Linked DNA regions of Homo sapiens: region 1 is linked to region 2. A link is a loop called in an ENCODE intact Hi-C map of the cell type or tissue named here. Cell type or tissue: mammary epithelial cell. All regions are shown on one strand.

Evidence for each region. Hi-C counts contacts between places; a loop is a spot of excess contacts. Peaks named below come from ENCODE experiments on the same cell type or tissue, not always from the same donor. Only the 100,000 strongest peaks of a DNase experiment are listed, where the experiment ranks them.
Region 1: it touches region 2 in a loop (13-fold over the local background); 3 of 110 quality-filtered maps call a loop at or near these places.

What each region holds. Positions count from the first base shown.
Region 1 is chr14:93,652,150-93,660,149 of GRCh38, forward strand. It overlaps UNC79 (unc-79 subunit of NALCN channel complex), which reads left to right. Exons shown (of 52, transcript NM_001395159.1): 39 at 1,593-1,705; 40 at 1,791-1,876; 41 at 3,085-3,258; 42 at 7,044-7,112. Among named protein-coding and RNA genes, the nearest start is that of PRIMA1, 130 kb to the right of the region's middle. In mammary epithelial cell, a CTCF peak has its summit at 3,122 (motif pointing right); no DNase peak of the experiment used is centred here.
Region 2 is chr14:93,931,907-93,939,906 of GRCh38, forward strand. It overlaps ASB2 (ankyrin repeat and SOCS box containing 2), which reads right to left. Exons shown (of 10, transcript NM_001202429.2): 8 at 7,202-7,766; 9 at 5,792-5,945; 10 at 2,260-2,886. The coding sequence ends at 2,750. Among named protein-coding and RNA genes, the nearest start is that of FAM181A, 8.6 kb to the left of the region's middle. In mammary epithelial cell, CTCF peaks have their summits at 4,553 (motif pointing left) and 7,894 (motif pointing right); DNase peaks (open chromatin) are centred at 5,835 and 7,825; H3K27ac peaks cover 814 bases.

The DNA of each region.
Region 1 (8,000 bases), 280 kb before region 2:
CTCTCTTACAGGGAAAGTATTCAATATTTACTATTAATCGCAGTAGCTATAGGTTTTTTTATAGATGCCCTTTAGCAAATTGAGGTATTTCCAGTTTGAGGGTTTTTGTTGTTGTTGCTGTTGCTGTTGTTGAGGCAGGGTCTTGCTCTATCACCCAGGCTGGAGTGCAGTGGCACCATCTTGTCAGTCTCAACCTCCCTGGCTCAAGTGATCCTCCCACCTCAGCCTCCTGAGTAGCTGGGACTACAGGTGTGTGCCACCATGCCCAGCTAGTTTTTTGTATTTTTTGTAGAAATGAGGGGGGTTTGCCCTGTTTCCCAGGCTGGTCTCCAACTCTTAGGCTCATGCAGTCTTCCTGCCTTGGCCTCCCAAAATGCTGGGATTACAGGCGATAGTCACTGTGCCTGGCCCAGTCTGAGTTTTTGTCATGATGTGTGTTGACTTTTGTGAGATGTATTTTCTGCATCTATTGAGATATAAGCTTTTTGTCCGTTATTTCTTAATATATTGAATTATACTGGCTGATTTTTGAGTATTAAACTATTGTTATTCTCTTGGAATAAACTCTACTTGGTCATGACCCTACTTGGTCTTTTAATCTATAGCTGGATTCAGTGGCCATGACGACTATGGGTCTGTCTGTCCTCTTCCCATTTCTTTTCTGTTTCCTTCTTTTTTAAAATTTATTTTGATAATGGCTTTATTAATTTTAGTTTTAGGGCTATGCTGCCTGCATCAAACAAATTGGGAAGGGTTCTCTCCTTCTCTATTTTCTGAAGTTATTGTAAGTTCGGCGTTATTTTTTCCTGAAGAATATTTTTGACCTAAAACTTTGAACCAGCATTTCAGGGTAGATGTGGCACAATGAGGTAATAATTGGCATAATTAGGTAAGCAGTACTTCTTACTCTTTATCTATTTACGTTCTTTGATTTTCTCTTTTTTCCTTCTGGTAACTTACCCCCTAACTACATCAAGAAGCATCCTTTCTGGTACCTTAGTCTAAGGGGCAGGGCCTCATAAATTTGGCCCTACTTTTGATGTGCAGAGGTGCACATGAAGGGTGAAGGTCAAATTGCACCTGTCAAAGTCCAGCCTTTTTACAAGTGTCAGCTCAGATGCCCAAAGAAAACTTCCCACATCTCCTAATGAGAATGAACATCTCTCTCACTGCATATATATATATATATATGAATTTTTTTTTCCTCAGAGCAACTCTGTCTTAGCCAGTGACACTTTCCTGGGAGGATTTTCCTGGTAATCCTCATCCAGGGCTCCAGTCTTGACTGTCATTCTGTGAGCATGTGACCTTTGTATGTGACCTCTTCTCTCAGGATCTCATAACCTTCCTGAGTCCATTGTGGGACCTGGAATACGTCTGAGACTACACTGGCATTTCATGGTTCTCTCTTTCTAAAAACTTCTTGTTAACAGGGATTAGGTTTGAGTAGAATATTTCATTTCACTGATGAACATGACAGTGAGCTATCCCATCAGAGGCATGGTGTGCAAATGTCTGAACTCTAAGTAAATATCTGAACACCTGCTCACTGGCCCATGACTTCGTGTCTTTTCTCCCCTGTTCAACTCCAGCATGATGGTTCCCGGCAATGCGGCGGGGGTGGCCAAGCAGTTCCTGCGCTGCATCTTCCATCAGTTGGCCCCCAACGGCATCTTCCCGCAGCTGTTCCAAAGCACGATCAAAGGTAATTCATCCACTGAGGATCCAGGCACCACAAATTTGCCTCATCCCAGACACCCAAACACTAAATCCGATCGTTGACTTTCCAGATGGGACTTTTTTACGGACCTTAGCCTCGTCTCTGATGGACTTCAATGAGCTGAGCTCCATCGCAGCTCTCAGTCAGCTCCTAGAGGTGGGTTTCCTTTAATGACACCCTAAGCCCCAGCCGAAACTCTAAGCCCCAGCACAACTGTGGGCTGTGTTTCTTTGAGTCACACCATAGGATACTGCTGAGGAAGGATTGCAATGTTATTTAATTTAAAAATGAAATCTAAAATTTTAAAATTAAAAAATATATATTAAATTTAAAGCTAAGGGCTGAGTGCAGTGGCTCATGCCTATAATCCCAGCACTTTGGGAGACTGAGGCAGGAGGATTGCTCGAGGCCAGGAGTTCAAGACTAGCCTGTGCAACATAGCAAGACCCCCATCTCTACAAAATAAAAATAAAAGAAATTAGCTGGCATGGTGACACATGCCTGTAGTCCCAGCTACTCAGGAGACTGAGGGGGAAGGATCACTTGAACTCAGGAGTTGGGGGCTGCAGTGAGCTGTGATGGCTACATTACACTCCAAGTTGTAATGGCTACATTACACTCCAATGGCTACATTACACTCGCAACGGAGCGAGACCCCCAACTCAAAAGAAAAATAATAGAAAATGCTAAAATTTAAATAATTTAAATTTTAAAAATTAACATAATTTAAATTTTAAAAATTAACATAATTTAAATTTTAAAAAGTTAATTAAGAAATAGAATTGCATAGAATAGTGTCAGTTGGACATTGCGGCTTTGCGTGGATTTACTCTTCATTGAAAACTTCTCCATACCCTCAGCTAAGTCGTGACCTTGCTTCCACAGAACAACTTGGTTTTCCAAGGGCAGAGTGGTGGGTGGAGCTATGGGCGTTGGATCAAGAGACTTGGGTTCAAGTCTCAGCACTGCTGCAGGTCAGCTCTTGGGGTTTGCTTGCGGGAGATGCTCACTGCTAGAAAAAAAGCTGCAGCTCCTGTAACTCTATGCTCAGTCTTTGTGCTGGGGATTATTTACAGTGAGCATCATTCATTGTTTTCTTAGCACCTAACCACACCAATTGTAGACCCTTGGAAGCTGTTTCCTATTTCTTGCTCACTTTTCACCTCTCATCAATTTTCCCCCTTAAGTTTGTCTGAACGATTTTCTCGTTATCCTTCCAGTCTATCACAGGGATTGGCCTATGTAGTAGGCACTGAACACGTTTATAGCCTGAAGATGTGACTTTTAAACTGACATTTACCAAATAGCGCTATGCATTCCCGTGCTGTTTCAGCAGTTGATGGCCTATGCTTTTGTGTTTTTAGGGTCTAAATAACAAAAAGAATTTACCAGCAGGGGGTGCTATGATTCGCTGTTTGGAAAACATTGCAACCTTCATGGAAGCTTTGCCTATGGATTCTCCTAGTAGCCTCTGGACCACAATTAGCAACCAGTTTCAGACATTTTTTGCCAAGCTGCCTTGTGTTTTACCTCTGAAGGTAAGCTGAGCCGAAGGTTTCATTTTCAATTAATTTCTTACCATTTTCAGACCGTTTATTTACAAGCAGCAGAGTCTTGGGTGATTTAATGTATCGCAAAGGTTAATGAGGAAACTCCGTCAGCCATGGAGTGAGGATGCTTATTTGGGTTGTTCTGTCTTCTCTTAGAGAATGACAGGAATGTGGAGTGAGCATTTTGCTCACTGACTATGAATATGCATGTTTCCAGTTGATTTGAAAAAAAAAAAAAAAAACAAAAAAACAGCCAGGAAGACATGAGTAGACTGTGTTTATCCGGCAGTTTTTCTCCCGTAGATATTAAATAAGTAAGTAAATAGTTTTGTCCAAAAGCAGCTCAGACATATAATGTAAAGTTTCCATTTTAGAGAATTATCTAAAGGGAAGTAATTGCTGTGTTTGTGAATGATGATGTTTCTGCTTGACTGTTACCCCCTACACCATACCATCTCCCAAGAATACACACACAATTACCTACCTGGAAATCTGGTGGCCCAAGGATCATTGACAACATGAGCTCAGTAAATGCAAATAAGAAGCCAATACTGTTAAAGCTGGAAGAAACCTATAAAGATCATCCCTTCCAATGCCTCTGTTTTCTAAATGAATTCTGCAAATTCAGAGAGATGGTATAGCTTCTGGAAACAACACAGTGGTGGCAATGTGAGGATTAGAACTGAGGTTTTCTGACTCACAGTCCAGTGCTCATTTCACTAGCAGACTCTTCTTGCCCTTCTGCAGCAGGGGTGAGTTGAAGGCATTCATGTCTCTAGAGTAGGGGGCAGAGTGGTGGCTGGCAGTGGTGTTGCTGGCTTTGAACCTGACCTGTTCCATGAGGTTTTTTGTGCTTTCTCTATGCAGATTACAGAAGCATTTAACTGGCAACAAAATGAATCAGGCAGGGCATAGCGGCTCATGCCTGTAATCCCAACACTTTGAGAGGCAGAGGTAGGGGGATCGCTTGAACCCAGGAGTTTGAGAGCAGTCTGGGGAGCATGGCGAGACCTCGTCTCTACGAAAGATTAAAAAAAAAAAACATAGGCTAGGCAATATAGTGAGACTCTGTCTCTTAAAAAAAATTAGCTGGGCAAGGTGGCATGCACCTGTAGTCCCAGCTACTTGGGAGGCTGAGGTGTGCTCATTGTTTGAGCCCAGGAGGTTGAGACTGCAGTGAGCCATGATCGCACCACTGCACTCTAGCCTGGATGACAGAGAGAGACTCTGTCTCAAAAATAAATAAACAAATAGAAAGTATTTTAAAAATTAGCCAGGCGTAATGGCATGTACCTTTTGTCCCAGCTACTTGGGAGGCTGAGGTGGGAAGATTGCTTGAGCCTGGGAAGTCGAGGTTGTAATGAGCCATATTTGTGCCACTGCACTCCAGCCTGGGCAACAGAGTGAGATCTTGTTTCAAAAATATAAGATAAAATAAAAATAAAGTGCATTTCCCATAGACAGAAAAACAAAAGGATCAGGTTACCTATTAGTAGCTCCACTTCTGAAATGAGTATTATGTAACATAAGATACTTGATAAAGATCAACAACCTATGCTAATACATTTTTCCAAATGGGCAGATACTACTAATAGGTCTGTAAGGGATAATGCAGGGACCCTTAGCTCAGCGTGTGCTGCTTTGAGCTTTGAGTTACTGTAAGAAGCAGGAGTATAGAGGAGGGATCTTTACCACCTCTTATATTCTATGATCCTCGTTTGCCCACAGATGTGGAGTAGCTGAATAAATCCAAGCAAGAAGGGTTAGTACTTTGAAACTGTGTATGTGTATAGCTACTGTACATCAACACACAGGAAACTGAGTGCACAAATTTTAAGCACATGGAACCTCCTAGGACCCGAGAACCAATCAGGGCTTCACTGCTAAAGAGCCGCACAGGCTAAGAGAAGGGATGGGATGAGGTATGGCAAATTTTTTTTTTTTTTTTTTGAGACAGAGTCTCGCTCTGTCACCCAGGCTGGAGTGCAGTGGCACAATCTCGGCTCACTGCAAGCTCCGCCTCCTGGGTTCACGCCATTCTCCTGCCTCAGCTTCCTGAGTAGCTGGGACTACAGGCGCCCACCACCATGCCCAGCTAATTTTTTGTATTTTTAGTAGAGACGGGGTTTCACCATGTTAGCCAGGATGGTCTTAATCTCCTGACCTTGTGGTCCTCCTGCCTCGGCCTCCCAAAGTGCTGGGATTACAGGCGTGAGCCAAAGCGCCCGGCTGAGGTATGGCAAATTTAAATGCCTGTGTGCCGATGTGACTGTCAGAAGATTTAACTTGGGCACAGAAGAGTGGCAAGTGTTGCCAGCTGTAAACAAGTGGCGTGCCTAATTTGTGACAATCAACCTGCCCATAGGGACCCTGCCTACAGGGTTAATAAAGGAGAAAAGATAATAAGGAGAATTGAGACCCTTAGGAACTAGAATGTGCCAGTCCTTCTATGAGGTCAGTGGCTACTCACGCCTGCCAATTGTTGTTCTGTGGGAGCGCAGGCTTCTGGTTGTCTGTCTTCCTTTTTTTTCCCAAGAGAACATTTTCTGGTTTTTAAATCACTATGGGGGCCTGATGAGCAGCCAGTTTTCAGCCTCTGGTTTAAAGTAGTGTAAATGTCACATCAACTCCGATGAGTGTCGAGCAGATTAAATAGAACCAGTGGTTCCCTTAGAAGGCACTTGTGAAATACTTTCAAAATCTGTGTAAGAATTTCTCCCGCTAGGGCAGATCTGGGCACTGCCCCTGATCATCTTCTGCCTTTGTTTTTAATCTCTGGGGAAAATAATAAGCCACTGAAACCTTCTATAGTTTGTTTTCATCAGTTTATAGAAGCAGATCTCAAACGTCAGTGTGCATCACTGTCCCTGAAGGACTTGCTAAAACACAACTTACTGGGCCTGATTTGGGAGTTTCTGATTCAGCAGGGGTAGGGCTTGAGGATTTGCATTCTGGCACATTTCTAGCTGCTGGTTCTGGGATTCCACTTGGAAAACTCCTGCTTATTTTTTACTATCTTGAGGAAGTTAATGTAGGTGCACAGCTGCAGAAATTTAACTATAGCCTGCTATTGTGATCTATTTACCATATCATTGTTTATTCTTGCTGTAACGTTTACCCCCAGTCCTAGTAAACTCAATTTAAAAAGTACATTTTGATGTGGAATCTTGTCAATATAGAACTTGAATGGATAGGTAAGGCATGATTTTGTCTTGTAGAAATTTTACTGCATTTTCTCAGGTTTTTGTCGTGTTGCTTCATAGCAGAGAAAGGGCAGATGAAACTGGTTCTTATGTGGATTCATGGTTTTTTTAAAAATAGATCTAAGTAGTTTTTTTCCCTAAAAAGTCCTTTCACAAATTGGTGCATCTCTTTAGAATTAGATACATTTAATATCTACCCAACAAATTTCTGTTCATTGTCTGTCCATCTATTCATCCATCCATCCATCCATCCATCCATCCACCCATCCATCCACCATGTCTCTATTCAACTGTCTATCTCATTAATTTTTAGGGCTATATCTTTGAAAAATACTTTAGGAGCTGTGTTTAATTATTTAATTGTTTACCATTGTATAATTGTTTAATTAAAATTGTTTTAACCTGAGAATGACTTTTTTCAACAAGGATATTATGGCATGGGAATCTGTTGAGATGCAGTCATATTTCAGATTTTCCTTTTGCTAAACTAAATGCTTTCAGAACATATTTGAAGCAAAAGTTATATTAAGGTGGAAACTAATTTTTACTTTTTTTCATATTTATTCACAGTGTTCTTTAGATTCCAGTTTAAGAATTATGATTTGCCTCTTGAAGATCCCTTCTACCAATGCTACAAGGGTATGTATGTTTCAGAAAAACATAACCAATTGGTTAGTCAGTTTTTTTTAACCTAATGAGATAGGCTTGTAGCAATACTGAAGACATAGTTATGGCATACTGAATGCTTCCCTTTCAGCCTCCTTCTTTTTCTTCATGCTAGGTCAGTGCCTTGTATAAAGAACTCTATCTAATACATCACAATGTCATGGTTTATAACTGGTCCTGCTAACCCTGGGCCATGCCCCCCAATCCATCCCCCATACTACTAACTAGGCGATCCTTCTAAACAGGATCTTATCGTGTTGGTTCTTTGCTTTAAAATCTCTGATAACTTCTCATTTCTGTCAGGATGATGTCCAGATTCCTTAATGTGGTATCTAAGATGTTACTTCATAACTCTCCAGCCCACCTTTCCAATTTAATCTTTGGCTCCATGTCTTATTCATCCCTTCCTCCTATGCACTTTCAGAATCAGCGTTATCATCATCATCATCGAAACAACAACCACTGTTTGTTATCATATGGCAGACATTATGCTTAATGCTTCAGATATATAATCTTATTTAATTTCATACTTCCTTGCCTTTGCTTAGGCCATTTCCTTTGCCTGAAATGTTTTATGCCCTTGCTGGTGTGGTGAACTCCTTCTCATTCTTCAAGGTCCCATTTAATGAAAAAACATATTCATATTATCTGTAGTAACTTTTTCCTGTATCAGCTTCCATGGTATTTGATAGAGCTCTCTATAGTAGCACTTACATTGCCCTGAAGTGGTTCCAATGAGACCACAAGCTTCAAGAAGTTCTGCACCGTGTCTCATTCACTTTTGTATTCCAAGCTGTATTTCTGCACTGCATTCGCTGCAGTGGTACAATAGTTTGCATTGCTATAGCTTGTAATTACTAT
Region 2 (8,000 bases):
TCTACTATGCTGTGAGACGTCCCTGAGGCTGCAAACCTCTTGGGGCTGGGTAGGTGCGGCTGCAGGAGGGGCCCACTTCTACAGAGGGAGGTGGCTGTAAAGTGCTCTACGCAGGAGTGATGGTCAAAATACATAATGAATGGCACAATGTGAGCACTGACCAACTGGAACCAACCCATTGGAGCAGTCCCAGGCCAGGAATGAACCCCTTAGCTGCTGGGTTGTGGGAAGATGGGGGCAGGGACCTGAGGAGGCCAAGGCTGGGCATGGCGCTTGGGGGGAGGGGTCCTGAGCAGTGTTTGACTAAGTGGCATGGACGCATGTACATTAATATTCTAAGAACCCAAATGTAGCACTAGTGTGTCCCAGGCCAGGAGGTGCCACATCCTGCAAATGGTGACTATAGAGAAAACAGTGGCTGAACCCCTCCCCTACACCTCCCACTCACCCCTTCGGCCTCACCTCCCCCAGAGTGGCACCTCCCTCAGACCAGCACACTGCCCTGCCCAGTGCCCGGGTCTCTGGGCTGGGAGATTTGTGGCTGCTGCCATAGGACTGTTTGGGACATAATGCGGCCCAGGAGATGCTGTAGGTTAAGAGTCTGCCCAAGACGCATCTCAGTACACACACACGAAACAACTCACACACTGGCCCTGCGTGCCTCATTCCATCACCACCTGCCACCCCTCGGGTCAGTTTGACCAGCAGTCACCCGAGATGCAAATGCCCTCCCTTTGGCTTCTGGGTGAGCAAAGGCGTTCTTCCATCAGAGTCATGTGGGGTTTCAGAGTCAGCTCCCCTGGGAGCTGAACCCTCCTTGGCAATTTACCCTCTGGGCTCTCAGTGTTGGGCATCCCCCAGTGGGGGAGAGTGCAGGTTTCCTTTGGGGCTTTCTTAGGATCCCCGCAGGTTCTGCCTGGTATACAGCAAGGCCGCATGGGACTGTGGCCCAGCACTGTTGAGCTGGAACCCCAGGGACTTGCTGTGTGTGCCCAGGCAAGTCCCTTCCCCTCTCTGGGCCAGTTTCTCATTTGTACCACGAAGGGGTGGGCAAGACCTGGTTGAGCCCCCTTTGACCTGTGGCCATAAAGTGCTGCTTGGAAGACTTTTTCTCTGGGAGTTACTGATTCCATAGAAGCCCAGTGTGTCTTTAGCCGGGCACAGTGTCATGCCCCTATAGTCCCAGCTACTTGGGAGGCTGAGGTGGGAGGATCACCTGAGCCCAGGAGGCGGAGGTTGCAATGAGCCAAGATCATGCCAGTGTATGTCAGCCTGGGTAGCAAAGTGAGACTCTGCCTCGAAAAAAAAAAAAGAAACCCAGCGTGTCAGAGCCGGCAAGGCCACCAGGGGCCATCATGTCTCACTATACAGATGAGGAAACTGAGGCCCCAGAGATGTAAGCCAATGGCAGAGCTGAGCCTGGAACCAGTGCTCCCCTCCACCAATCTAGCTGCTTACTTTCCAAAGGCCAGAAACTACCTTTGACCTTGTTTAAGACACTACTAGATCCTGGGGCTGGCCTAGTACAGACTCTCGGCCAGGTGGCCTGCTCCGGTGTTGCTGCAGAGTAGCCTGGACTCAGCGGCTTCATTCACACTTGTAAAGGGAGTGGTGATGAGTTACCGCAGCTTCCATGGAAATAGGGCATTCTACCTCTCAGCCCTCGGGGCCTGGAGAGACCCCCCAGAGTGCCACGTGGTGGCGAGCCTTAACTCTGCCCTGCACCACCTGAAAACAGGATGACAATTCCTGCTCTACTCAATCCACAGGGCCACATGAAGACAGAGGGAGGCACGCAGGGGCCAGAGCTCTGTGCACTCTCAGGCTTGGTGCCTTTGCAAGGGCTGACCATGGCCATCACTCTAGCACCATTGCTCACAGTGGCCAGTATTTAATTTTTTTTTCCTAGTTTCTCAACAACCAGCAAAACAGGGGTGAGCAGCGTGTGAAAACAGAGTGCCAGGAAACATGTATAAGACAACCCCAGGTGTCGGGAGACATGTGGGCCCTGAGACTGTGATGGAGTGCCTGTTTCCATGGTGATTGAACCAGGAGAGGAAAACCCATTGGGCCATCATCCGGTCTTGCCTGGGGAGTGAAGGACACAGCCTCTTGGGTCTTTCAGGAGCCCAAAGGTGACACGTTCAGGGGTCCTTGTGCCCCGTCCCCACATCTGCCTCGCTCCCGCTACTGCCAGGAGCAAGGCTGAGGACCTCAGGCTTCAGGGAGTCTGATGAGAGGGACTTCACTGGGCAGGTGTCACATGTGTAACATTTATTATATTAATACTTAACAAAGCCCTCCAAGACCCAGGCTCCCCCTACCCCCTACCTTGGGCCACGTCTTCATCTTAGTCTTTGGAGAGAAAGCTCTGAAGTCAAGTGGTGAGTTTTCCAGAACAAGTGGAGGGGCACAGGGAAGGCTCTGAGCACCACCTTCCCCAGAACACCTCAAGCTCTGCCCTGGCCCCAGGAATAGAGGTTTCTGCCATTCCTGAAGGTAGAGAAGGTCTGGGATCTGCTCATCAGTTTGTAAACAAATGATTCTTCTCCTTGACACATTCTGTTCTCTGCTCTGGCCAAAGCTCTGGGCCCTGAGACCCAGTGAGATCCTGGTAGCTGTCCAGGCTGAGAGGGAGGCAGCCTGCAGCCTCGTCTGTCACCAGGTCCCCTTGGAGTTGGGAACACCGACGTCCTGAGACTTAGTAAGAAGAGTCTGAGGGGCTACTCCTCTCTCCCCGTGGCCCCAGTTACTGGGTGTTCTCGTATTTCAGGTATCTAATCAGCCTGCCTGGGAGCGGCAAGGTGTCTAGGAGTTTTATACGGTATTTCCCAATGGCCTTTCGAACCCGCAGTCGGCAAAGGTGAGCCAGAGGTCTTGGAGGTTCTGAAAAAAGGAGGGAAAGACAGAGGCTGATTTGTCATTTGCAATAAGCAAAGGGATTGCATCTGTGACCCCAGCCTATGGGAGGTGCCCAGCTGATGTGGCTGGGTAAGAGAGGGAGTGCCTGCTGCTGGTCACCCCAGTCCCTGCCAACTAAAGAGATCCAGCAAGCCACCTTCCCATTGTTCACCCCTCATTGATCTGCACAGCCCACGCAGTGCACAGCGTGGTTAGCACACCCATTTCACAGGTGCGGAAACCGAGGCTTAGCAAGGTTCTGAGCCTTGCCCAGGATCCCTCCTGGGACTAGTGGTGGTGTCTCCCTCCTCTTGAGCCTCTTCCTCTTCACACACAGCCTGGGCCCCCAAACACAGCCTTAGCAATGGGGTCAGAGGGTTTGACCACTTAAGTGCCCCTACATGTGGAATTCAACTTGGAGCTCCCAGTGGTGCTGAGAGGCCAGGATAAGGGGGCAGAGACTGACAGCTCGCCTCGAGCTCCAGAATCCCACCTGGCTGCCTCCCCCAGGAGCCACGTAGTGGAGTTTTCTGAGCTGGGGAGTGGGTAGAGGTAAGAGCAGGGATGAACGCATCCAGTAACGGAGTAATTAAAGGGCTTGTAGAATCACAGAATGTCATTCATTCATTCATTCATTCATTCACCAGGCGAATGCTGAGCCCCTCTGTTGCACCTAGCTCTGTGCTTGGGCCAGATATGCAGAGGTGCCTGCCCAGAGGCTCTAGTGGAGGCTTCCACAAGAGACGGTGCCCTCTGAGTGAGGTCCTGGGGGAGGGGCAGGAATTTCCAGGTACGGAAGGGGGACAGGGGCATTCTAAGCAGGGAAAACAGCAAGTGGCAAGGCAAGGAAGTCATGCAAGCCTGGGGCTGGAGGGGCAGGTGGGATGTGGAGCAAGGGCGGAGGGCCAGGCGGCTGCAGCGTTGCCTAGCGAAGCATTCACACACCCATCACTGTGTTTCTGACACTTCCACTGCCCTCTGAGTTCACTGCCTTCTGAGCTCAGATTTTTCTACCACATAGTACGCCAAAGAGCAGGGAAGCATCATTCCTGTTGCCCGGGCAGCTTGCCTGGTTAGTTCCTATTACTATCTCCTAAATGCTGTGGTCTGGATAAAAAATAATGTGGTTACCTTGTACACAGAAGGTCTTGAATATATATTCATTTAATGGCTGAATTGGAATAATTAATTACAGGCATTGAGGCCAGTTAGGACACTTTTTTAATAGTCCAGAAAATAGATGGGGAAACCCTTAGGTAACAAGCTTAGAACATAACCTCCCCTCTGGGAAACTCAGCACAGGCTGCTGGTGAGCAGAGGACACGGAACCATGAGGGCTGGGCTGGCCAATCCATGGGCTCTGGGTAGTTCCTTCCCAGAATAAGGATGTCAATGTTGTAGCATTAAACAAACAAGCTCGTGGGGACTGTCTTGCAGGTGGAAAGTGGGCTTTAAAGTAACCCAAATAGATATTGGTTAAGAACGATTGGTTTTACTGGCTAACAAATGCGTACTCCACACTAAGGTCTCTGCAGGGATTTCCCTGGGGCATGGTTTAGTTGTGGGGGACCACCCTTCTCTAAGGAAGGCAGGAGAAGGTGACAGAATGGGTAGGACTGATACCTAGGCATAGACTGCTCCACCCTCTAGTGGCCAAGGATCGTGGTGACAGCAACTAATTATTCATTAGTTCCCTGAAGGTTTATCATGCGTCTAGAGTTAAGCCCTGAGTGAATGGGCAAGCTGACGCCTCCCTCCTCCATCACTGCCCCAGAAACTTTATCAAAGGCTTCAATTCAAGTGGCTTCCAGGCACCTGTGCCAATGAAAAATCCTACAGCACATTTGGGTTCACAGGGGTGTGGGGATCAAGGAGGAATGTGGTGAGTCAGAGTTGGGGCACAGGGGTGGGCCCCCCGAGGCTGCACAGTCCCACCTGGGGACAGGAGCAGTAGTGGTGGAATGACAATGACCTGCTGCAGGTCAGCCTCCTTGTAAACACTTGGCCAGGGCAGGACTGTGCCCTCAGAGCCAGAGAAAGCCCTAGGGTAGCTAGAATGCCACTGCACAGATACCCATTTCTGTCACCTGTGGCATCCTGTTTGCCCAGGTGAGCTCCAAAAATGCCTAAGAGGGATTCTGGCTTCCTCAGCCTGACTTAGCCAGGCAGCCCCATCTACTCTGCACACATCAGAGGGACAGTGGCCGAACTCCACTTCACTGTGCCTGGCACAGTTCAGGCGGGTCCAGCTGAAAGGAGCTGGACAACGAGCCTGCCCAGGCCCCTCTGTTCAGGTGGGGAGAGGCCTCACCCAGCAAGGCCCTGGCAAGGCTGGCTCCAGGGTTCAGGGGCCTGTCTCCCACACCAGGGTGTTCTGTGCACCAACAGCCTTGGTGTCACCTGGGAGCCTGTTGAAATGCAGACTCCCCGGCCCCGCCCCAGACCTGCGGAATCAGAAGCTGCATTTTTAACAGGACACTCAGGTGCTTCATGTGCACTTTAGTTTGAGACATCCTAGACCACCATCCTCCCCTCTCCCCTCCTACAATGCCTCTTGGTGGCCCCAAATCATTCACAACCTACCCTGAAGGTCCCGGTACCCCTCAGGGAGCTGTAGCTGTTTAAAACATCATGGAAAGATGTAGCGGAGAGACTCTGGGGTTGGTCAAACCTGGGTTTTAATCCCAGCTCTGCCACTAACTAACTGTGACTTTGGCCCAGGTGGCACAGCTCTCTGAGAGGCAGATTCCTCATGTTTCATCCAAGGAGTTACAGAGCCTGGCAAGCAGCAGGTGCTCACAGGGTTAGGAACAGTCGCACTCCCTGAGGCCTGGGACTCTGAGTCAGGCAGGGAGATCTGCCAGCCTTGGCAGCAGCAGCAAGTCCCTACCTGCCTTCTCCTTGATGACGGCCCAGTCCTCAAAGCTGTCGATGTGTTCCTTCAGCCGCGAGCAGAGCTGCACGTTGCCCACGTAGTCCAGGAGGACATCGATGATGGGCCCCGCCCAGCGGCTCACCTCTGGGGCAGATACGAACTCACAGAACTGAAAGAGAACATGCCGGGACCAAGAAGTGAGTTCATCCCACCTGCAAGAGCCTGCGGCCAGGGACGGCAGCGGATGTGTCCAAGCACAGACACTGTGCACACCCAGGCTAGGATCCCCTGAACCATGTCCCCTCAACACAGGCTTCTGCTGCCCAAAGTGGAAGACGGGCAACTTGAGCAAGTCACATCACCTCTGAGCCTCAATTTCCCTATCTATAAAATAGGTATATGAAACCAACTCCAAGGGGATTTAACATGAGAATTAGGTAATATGAACATAAACTTTGCACACAGTAGGCAGCCCATGAATGATCGCCATTAACCATTAAAACAATGAGCTCCAGGAGAGGAGTGTGTCTAACTTCCTTTTAAGTTCTGACTTTTTTTTTTTTTTTTTTTTTTTTTGAGACAGAGTCTCGCTCTGTGCCCAGGCTGGAGTGCAGTGGCGCGATCTCGGCTCACTGCAAGCTCTGCCTCCTGGGTGCACGTCATTCTCCTGCCTTAGCCTCCCGAGCACCTGGGACTACAGGCGCCGGCCACCACACTTGGCTAATTTTTTTGTATTTTTAGTTAAGACGGGGTTTCACCGTGTTAGCCAGGATGGTCTCGATCTCCTGACCTCGTGATCCGCCGGCCTCGGCCTCCCAAAGTGTTGGGATTACAGGCGTGAGCCACCGCGCCCGGCCAAGTTCTGACTTTTAAAGTAACAACATGGACGTGTCCTGCCTCTGGGTCGCTGGCTTTCTGCTTCTGACCTGACCCTACACCAGCCTGCTCTTGACATGCCTTTCCGGATCGTGCTTGTTTCACATCGCATTCCAGGTGTAGGTTTGCTGGAGGTGACGAGCCTCTTAGTTTGGCAGAGTTCTCCGCTCCATCATTGGTTCCTTAAATTCCCCAACGCAGTGGACCACAAGAAGGATTTCACCGTTCCAATGCACCACTAAGTTCTGCGGCCTCTTAAGTGTGCTAACCACCGGTTCCGCTGCCTCCAAAGTGAGCTAACCCCTAGTTCCCTCCAAAGCTCCCTCCAAAGCGCCCTAAGCGCTAACCCACGCTACCCAGGACGCAGGTTAACCACCGTGCTCTGCTGCCTCCAAAGCTGGCCCCACTTCCCCCGAAGGGTGTTAATCACTAGTCCACGCTGCTCCCAAGGAGCGCGAACCACCCGGCCCCGCCCGCCTCCCATGCGCGCGCGCGTCCCTGGGCCACACCCAAAAGGCGTGCTCCCCACCGCCAGCGTGCGCTGCCCACCTGCACCACGCTGGGCTCCTTGTCGGCCGCGGGCGCGTCGTTGAACCTGCTGGAGGGCTGCGGGGCCGGCGGGTGCGGGCCGTTGCCGTAGAGGCATGAGAAGCAGGGCTCGCCGTCGCAGCCCAGGTCCATGAGGAACTTGAGCAGCGACAGGCACTTCATGGCGAACATGATGGTGGCGGGGAAGGCGGTGGGGTGCGTGGCGATATAGGCGTCGATGTTCGCGCCGTGGTCCAGCAGCAGCTGCATTGTGCGCAGGCAGCCGTGGCGGATGGCCACGAGCAAGGGGCTGATGACGTCGCGGTTGGGGTCGGCGCCGTGTTGCAGCAGCAGCTCGGTGGCGTACACGTTGTTGTTGACCACCGCGAAGTACAGCGCGGAGCTGCGCCGGTCTTCGTAGAGGCGCGCGCGCTCGGGGGCCAGCGGCGTGTTCACGTCGAAGCGCGCGCTCAGCAGCGCCTCCAGCACCTCGTCGTGGTTGCGCTCGGCCGCCAGGTGCAGCGGACTGACGCCGCTACGGCGTATGCGCGTGCGGCTGGTCACCGGCAGCAGCATCTGCACGATCCTGCCGGGTCGAGGGGCGGGCGCGGGTGAGGGGAGGGTCGGGGTGTGGACGGGTAGGGCCGGCCCCGCCAGCAGGAGAGCTCGGGCGCCAGGCTCGGCTGGTCGCCCTGACCGCGGGCTGCGACGCGGATCCCACCGGCAGGGGGCGCCGCGGGTCAACCATTCTCACCCCACTGGGCAGGGTGGGTCGGCTGCCGTCTCCGCTTTACAGATAAGGAAACTGAAGCTCAGAGAG